2 separate regions of the Homo sapiens genome follow, and region 2 is linked to region 1. The links are chromatin contacts, found by POLR2A ChIA-PET in ENCODE. All regions are on one chromosome and are shown on one strand. The core of a region is the stretch at or near the end of the contact, and the rest is flanking DNA. Distances in the headings are between cores, read along the strand shown.

The links. ChIA-PET counts read pairs that join two places held with the same protein, here RNA polymerase II (POLR2A).
Region 2: POLR2A ChIA-PET joins it to region 1 with 26 read pairs in activated T-cell. The contact joins two enhancer-like sites. POLR2A ChIA-PET finds 5 or more read pairs at or near these places in 3 of 52 experiments (H1, OCI-LY7 and activated T-cell).

What each region holds. Positions count from the first base shown.
Region 1 is chr20:494,614-498,322 of GRCh38, reverse strand. It overlaps CSNK2A1 (casein kinase 2 alpha 1), which reads left to right. Exons shown (of 14, transcript NM_177559.3): 7 at 543-602; 8 at 2,521-2,604. Among named protein-coding and RNA genes, the nearest start is that of TBC1D20, 34 kb to the right of the region's middle. Within about 2 kb of position 2,067, at least 3 of the 41 ENCODE cell types and tissues checked have a DNase peak (open chromatin) inside an H3K27ac peak, as active enhancers do.
Region 2 is chr20:594,336-598,490 of GRCh38, reverse strand. No RefSeq gene overlaps it. Among named protein-coding and RNA genes, the nearest start is that of TCF15, 14 kb to the left of the region's middle. Within about 2 kb of position 2,775, at least 5 of the 41 ENCODE cell types and tissues checked have a DNase peak (open chromatin) inside an H3K27ac peak, as active enhancers do.

The sequences.
Region 1 (3,709 bases), core at 818-3,317:
AAAAAACATTCTGCAACTCTTTGGAAACTGGAAAGGATACATAACAGTTGTTCAGAGTTTACTTTCCAATTGGAACAAGAATAGTTTTGTTAAATTGACTCAACAGGTTTGGTATCATGCCATCTGCATACCCACTGGTGATCTGCAGGGCCAACTATGTAAGGCAAAGATGAGTTAGTTCCCTACTAAGGAGGCAGTATATTTGCCAAAATGCCTCTTTTGAGAAGGTCTGAAGATACATGAAAAGCAAACTAAATTATAGGTGGGTGTCAGTGCATATTAACGTATCTAGATCAGTATGTTTCTGACAGTGGATTATAGCTTCCGCAATATATGTTTAAGTAATTCTTCATTTTTAAGAGTTGAAGACCCAAAGTATCTCTTTAAAGTTAATGTAATGTTGGAGAAATAGAGGGCAGTGAATGGACAGATCTTGGAACAACGGTAAATGAGCCAAGTCTTGGTTTGAATTACTGTGAGTGAGGGTGAAAAATGCCTTTCTGTCAGCATTATTTCATGGCTCAAACATTTGTCTTTAACAGCAATTGTACCAGACGTTAACAGACTATGATATTCGATTTTACATGTATGAGATTCTGAAGGTAAGTGAACCTTGAATACTAAATATTTTTTAAATTGGTCTTCTTTTTGTTAAATAGTCAATTGATGGTAGAAAAGCCAGCAGATTAACTTTGTAAAGTATGTTGAAAGAAGGGACCTCTATATAAGTTTTTAATAAGTTAATAGTATCATACCTGTAATCCCAGCACTTTGGAAGGCTGAGGCAGGAGGATTGCTTGAGGCCAGGAGATCAAAAGACCAGCCTGGGTGACATAGTGAGATCCCCATCTCTACAAAAAAAAATTGTTTAATTACCTGGGCATGGTGGTGTGCACCTGTAAGTCCCAGCTACTTGGGAGGCCAAGGCAGGAGGATTGCTTGAGGCCAGGAGATCAAGACCAGCCTGAGCAACATAGTGAGACCCTGTCTCTACAAAAAATTTAAAAATTAGCTGGGTATGGTGGCTTATGCTTGTAATTCCAGCTACTTGGGAGGCTGTGACAGGAGGATCTCAGGAATTTGAGGCAGCAGTGAGCTATGATTGTTGCACAGGCTGGAGTGCAGTAGCACAGAGTAAGACCCTGTCTCTAAATACATAAATAAATAAAAATTAATAATAATAGTATCAGAACCCTTGTGCTAAGGGTTATGGAATGGGGTCTAGTGGGAGTATAATTTAGAACAATTTGAAAAAGGGTATTTGTAAGATAGCTGGGACTGACCCCTTAACAAATATTTGTAATTTCTGTGGCCCCTATGTAAGTTAATATTAAATTTTCAAAACTCGTGAAAACACCTGACGTGCTAGCTTCTGGTATACTTTATCTCACTTAAGAGTCAGCAAATAAAACAGTAAACTTTAACTCAGTTCTCAAAGGGTAATTGTCCTAAGGATTGTGTAAATTTCTGCTTATAGATGCTAATTGAAAATTTACTTACATTTCTAAAGTGGGGTCACCAAATATCTTGTTCCCAGTAGCCACAAGATCAGCTTCCTAGAAGAGAGAATTGCTAAAAGTTGGCTAAGCTTTCTTACTAAACAAGAGTTGACATAAAGCCTGCTGTTGGAGCCTTAGAAATCCCCTGAGGAGATTGTGCCAGCAGAGATACTTGATCTTTCCATTGGCTCATGCAGTTTGTGGCAAGCAAGGCTTTAGAAAGTTACAGATATGATTGCCCAGCCCTGGGAACTGTAGGAACCCAAGTTGCCCTTCAGGAAGGACAAGAATTTGGCCAACAACGTCGGCTGACTGAAAGGCTGGGATTAACAAACCCCAAAGATTATACTACTCAGTTCCCTTTAGTTTGAGGTTGGAAACATTTCAGATTGGATTTGATGACCTAAATCAGGCATTGGCAAACTTCTTTAAAGGGCCAAATAGTAAATATTTTAGGCTTTGTGGGCCATGTAGTGTTTGTCACACTATTCAAGTCTGCTGTTGTTGCACAAGAGCAACCATAAACAATATGCAAACAAATAGGCATGGCTATGTTGCAATAAAACATTATTTACAAAAGCAGACATCAGGCCAAATTTGGCCTGTGGTCTGCCAACCTCTGTTACAGACTCTTAATGGCTAAAGAATTACTGTTCTTAGAATAAGAGGTTTGTAGTAAAGATCTGTTTTCTTTCTTTGAGGGGTCTGTGGAAATAATCTAGGATCTGGACAAGACAGAAAAATTTGAAGTGGTGCAATTTGGGTATACTTTGGGTCTTTTAGGACAGAAAACATGTTGAAACAACTGTGTCAGAAAAAGATCTCTAAGCTCAGAGAGCTGAGTTTGCTTGACTGTGAGATCATGAACAAGTCTCTGAAGCATTGCTGTGGAAGTGACTGTGTCCTCAGCTTGAATCCCAGGGGTATTGTGAGGCTAAAAGGAAAATTTACATGGAGGGAAAAGTAAAGGACTCTTACGTATTATTCAGGCTAACTCCTTTCTGACCCGTTCATCCCACAGGCCCTGGATTATTGTCACAGCATGGGAATTATGCACAGAGATGTCAAGCCCCATAATGTCATGATTGATCATGAGCACAGAAAGGTAAAGTGATAGGCTGACAAGTGTTATTTATCTACATGATGTAGCTAATTGCCCATCTTCAACACTTTATCCCTTGTGTTGTCACAGGCCCTAGTACCTATTCGGCAGTTGAGAAATATTTGGTGAATGAATGTACGAATTTACAAGTCAACATGTTTGAACCATTATTTATATTCCTAAGAATATTCCCAAGAAGGAAACATGAGTAAAGTGGGCAAAATGTTCATCTTCTAAGCCCGGAAACGTGGCTTCTCGCCTTATTTATTGAGTAACTGGTTTCCTGAGAAACTACTTTCTCTCCATTTGCCTTCTTTTTCTTACGTGTACAGTGTGGGTAATAATAGCCCTGCAGGCGACTAGGTATTCGTGAGAATTAAATGTGCACAGTTAAGTGGACGAGATATACAGAAAATGCTGTTTCTGTTTATTGGATGTCATAAGGGCCCTGTTGTCTGCAAATGCTTTTACATGAGAGCTGTAATGGCCACATGCTTTAGCATTTCAGTTTTTTAAGGTGACAAGCTGTGATGACTTGCCTGTTGTGGTCTCTGGGGAGGCAGGTGATTTATTTATGCAACTGAATTACTTTTAGACACACACCATGTCAGAGGCACCACCCTAGGGCTGGGGATATGTAAGTGAACTCAACATACAATAAATGCTTGTCTTTTAGGAGCTACATTTAGGGAGGCTGGTGGGATAGAAAGTTATTTTGATGTAGAAGAAAAAACGAATAGGGAATGGCAAGAGGGTATTTGCAGTTTTAAACCAGTTATAAGGGAAGGTTTCATTGGAAAGGTGACATTTTAGAGAGCACTGGGAGGGACCCAGCCATGCAGTCTTATGAAGAAACATGTCCCAAGGCAGAGTAAATAGCAAGTACAAAAGCCCTTCAGGTAAGGATATGTTTGGCATGTTGGAAGAGCAGCAGCAAGGATAAAGCTGGGACAGAATGAATGCGGGGAAAGAAGGAGGAAATGAAATCAAAGAGGTAAAACCAAATCATGTAAAACCTTATTGGTCATTGTTAGGCCTTTTCTCTGAAGATAGAGAGCTTTTGCATATTCTAAGCTTTAGCATGTTCTCACTTGAAATTTAAAAGTTA
Region 2 (4,155 bases), core at 1,526-4,025, 99 kb before region 1:
AGGGTAGGCGTCTGGCCCTCTCTGGCCCTTGCTTTTCCTCACGTCAGCACGGCCAGCAACTTTGTCAGCTGGGACACACTGGCCTTGTGGGAGGGAAGGCTGATAAAATCTAGGAGTTGTTTTTTTCTGAATGGCTTGGAAAAATGCCTGACTCTTTTGAGGACCTACTACGTGTCAGGCCTAGGCTATGCACTTTACATAAAATAAATACAGCTTCGCGGGGGGCAGTGGCTCATGCCTGTAATCACAGTGCTTTGGAAGGCGGAGGAGGGCAGATCACTTGAGGCCAGGAGTTCAAGACCAGCCTGGCCAACATGGCCAAACCCCATCTCTGCTAAAAATACAAAAATTAGCTGGGCATGGTGGTGCGTGCCTGTAATCCCAGCTACTCAGGAGGCCGAGGCAGGAAAATCCCTTCAACCCAGGAGTTGGAGGTTGCAGTGAGCCGAGATTGCACCACTGCACTCCAGCCTGGGCAATAGAGTAAGACCCCGTCTCTAAATAAATAAATACATACATACATACAGCTTGCTCAAAAGCTGGTTAGATATGTATTATTATTGCTCCATTTTATAGATGAGGAAACGGAGGCACAAGGAGGTTAAAGAACTTGGCCAAGGTGACACAGTGGCTGGTGGATTTGAATCAGATGTTCTAGCTGCAGAGCCCCACTGGGCTCTCAACCACCACCCCCACATGACCTCACCAGGTGCGTGCCTAGTCCTGATGTTGATGGAACTGACTAATCCAAGGCACTTCTCTGAGTGACATACAGAGATGGCCTCACTTGCAACAAGCCACATAGGTAGGTACTGTTGCTATCCCCATTTCACAGACTAGAAAACCAAGCCCAAGGGCACCCAGCTAGGCAATGGCACAGCCAGGATTCCAACTGAGGGGGTCTAGCTCCAGATCCCACAGCCTGCATCACAGCAGGAGGGTAAAACTCAGCAGGAGGCATGGGATAGAGTGTAACATTGTAGACCAACATAAGGCTGGCAGACTTTGTCAGTCAGTAAGTCCGTCAACAAACATGTTTTGAACTTCTCCATGAACCACACAAGGCTCTAGGGATGATCAGAGAATAAGCCAGATGTAGTACCTGACCTCATGGAGTTTACGGCCTACTGAAAAAGCAGGCTCTGAGCAAATAATAAAAATGGGATGGGTGCTTCTAAGTTATGTGGGAACGCATGGCTGGGAGACCTGTGTCGTCATTAGGAATGATGCTTCCAAGGTGAGAGAAGGCTTTGCCGAGTGTGAATGGTTCTGCAGCTTCCAGGCCACCCCTGCATCAGTATGAATGATGGGGCACCTGCAGGACCTGGGTCTCCCCTAAACACAACCCCTGAATCCCCAACATATCTCCTTTGAGTGCCCAGAGCAGCCCCATGAAGCTGTCAAAGCAACAGAAGGCTGGTTGGACAGAAGTCGAAAATAAAAGCAAACACTTACCTAGCACCGCCTCAGTGCCAGGCACTGTTCCACGGCCTGTAACTCATTTACTCCTCTACGACCCAGTGAGACAGGCTGTCACTATCCTCACACGGCCATCAAAGGACAGAACCGGGATGTGGACTGAGGCTGGGTCCAGAGCCCACTCTCTTCACCTCCCTGCTCTGCTGCCTCTGTGCCAAATGCTGAGCATCCCGAGCGCCTGGTGGCACCGGCGCGTTGTGGGTGCCTAGCAGATACTCGGGAAGGACCAAGAGGCATTGTTCTGTCTCACTCACTCTGCATAACCACCCTGTAAGGCCAACCTAATCCATTTCAGAGGTGGCACTCAAAGAAAAGCAGTGACCAGCCTGAGGTCGCACGGCTAGGAGTGCAGAGTTGGACCTCAAACCCAGCTCTGTGGATCGTCCCATCTGCAGAAAACCCAGTTTGGAAGATATTGGCAGAATCTTGGGTGTTTTGTTTTGTTTTGTTTTGTTTTTGTTTTTGTTTTTGTTTTCAGACAGAGTCTCGCTCCATCACCCAGGCTGGAGTGCAGTGGCATGATTCGACTCACTGCAACCTCCGTCTCCCAGGTTCAAGCGATTCTCCTGCCTCGGCCTCCAGAGTAGCTGGGATTCAGGAGCGTGCCACCACACCTGGCTAATTTTTGTATTTTTAGTAGAGACAGGGTTTCACCATATTGACCAGGCTGGCCTCAAACTTCTGACCTCAGGAGATCTGCCTGCTGCAGCCTCCCGAAGTGCTGGGATTACAGGCGTGAGCCACCGCGCTTGGCCTGGAAGATATTGGCAAAGAGCCTTTAACCATAGAGAAGAAAGGGTGGGCCCAGGGCTCAGGGAGGGAGAAAAGACACTGACCAACTGGGAACTCTGTGGGAACCTCTCTCACCCCACAACCTCACCCCACCCAGGGGCCTCCCCAGGAAGCAGCCAGGGCTGAGAAGCAATGGGGCCAGGGAGGCGGGCCTTGGATTCCCAAGAAGCAGACCCCCTCGCGCCCCCGGGTGGGAGGGCTAAAGAGCCACCCAGGAGCCAGGCTTGTCTTCTGCTCTCTCCACCCTCACTCTCCTCCCAGAGGCAGCCCCCGCTCCTCCCCACCCCCACCCACCTTCCCTGCCTCTCTCTGCCCTTGCAGCCCAGGCCCACCGCCTCCCCTGCCCCTGGCTTTCAGAAAGCCCTGGAAAGGCTTCCTTCTTTGAGACAGGAAGGTGTCCTCAAGTCTCAGGAAGGAAAAACAGTCAAGCTGAACCCACCAAGACCGTCTCCAAGGGGCCGGGACTGGCGCCTGGCCAGGACTGACATCACCTGGGAACCGCCACAGCCGCAGCTGCAGTGCGCCTCCTGGGGGGACTCGCTTTTGCTATTTAAAAAATAATAATAATAATAATAAAACTTTTCCAGTCTGGTGTTTTTAAATGTGCTTTTTATAGTGGGCCCTGGGGCGTGGGTGTTTTGGTGTCTCCTGTCCGCCTTTTCCTCACGTCCTGATTTCTCACACTACACAATGTGGCCTTTGACCAATTACAGCGAATTCCCGGGGATTCTGGGTGGGATCTCCTTCCAGGCCCTGACCCCCTCAGATGATCTCTTAGCTATCTAGATATGCTGAATTTCTTTCTTTCTCTTTTTTTTTTTTTGTTTTTTGTTTTTTGTTTTCTTTTTTGAGACAGGGTCTCACCGTCGTCCAGGCTGGAGTGCAGTGGTGTGAGCTCGGCTCACTGCAACCTATGCCTCCTGGGCTCAAGCAATCCTCCCACCTCAGCCCCCCAAGTAGCTGGGACTACAGGTGCACGCCACTACACCCAGCTAATTTTTGCATTTTTTTGAGAGATAGGGTCTCACTATGTTGCCCAGGCTGCTCTCAAACTCCTGAGCTCAAGCAATCCACCTGCCTCAGCTTCCCAAAGTGCTAGGGTTACAGCATGAGCCACCACGCCTGGCCAAGATACACTGAATTTCAACTTCAAAAAAATAGGCCGGGCGTGGTGGCTCACGCCTGTCATCGTAGCACTTTGGAAGGCTGAGGCAGGCAGATCATCTGATGTCAAGAGTTCGAGACCAGGCTGGCCAACATGGCGAAAATCCAACTCTACTAAAAATACAAAAATTAGCCAGGTGTGGTGGCGCACAACTGTAATCCCAGCTACGAGGGAGGCTGAGGCAGGAGAATCACTTGAACCCGGGAGGTGGAGGTTGCAGTGAGCCGAGATCGTGCCACTGCACTCCAGCCTGGGTGACAGAGTGAGACTCTGTCTCAAAAATAAATTAATAAATAAAAATAAAAAAAATTTACCCATGGTACCAAATTCAAAAGGCGTCTAAGGCCTCAGATGAAAAATAAGTCTCTCTCCCTGCCCCTTAGTCACCTGGTCTCCATCCCCTAAGGGACCCTCTTTTTTTTTTTTTTTTTTTTTTGAGACAGAGTCTCACACTGTCGCCCAGGCTGGAGTGCAGTGGCGCGATCTCATCTCACTGCAAGCTCCGCCTCCCGGGTTCACGCCATTCCCCTGCCTCAGCCTCCCAAGTAACCGGGACTACAGGCGCCCGCCACTCTTTTTTATTTTATTAAATAAAATCTTCTGTAGTGCTTAATGTGTGCCAGGTACTCTTCTAAGCAATTATCTAATATTAACTCATGTAACCCTCATAAAAACCCTATGAGGTAGGGTTTCCACTGACTATTTAACAGTGAATATTG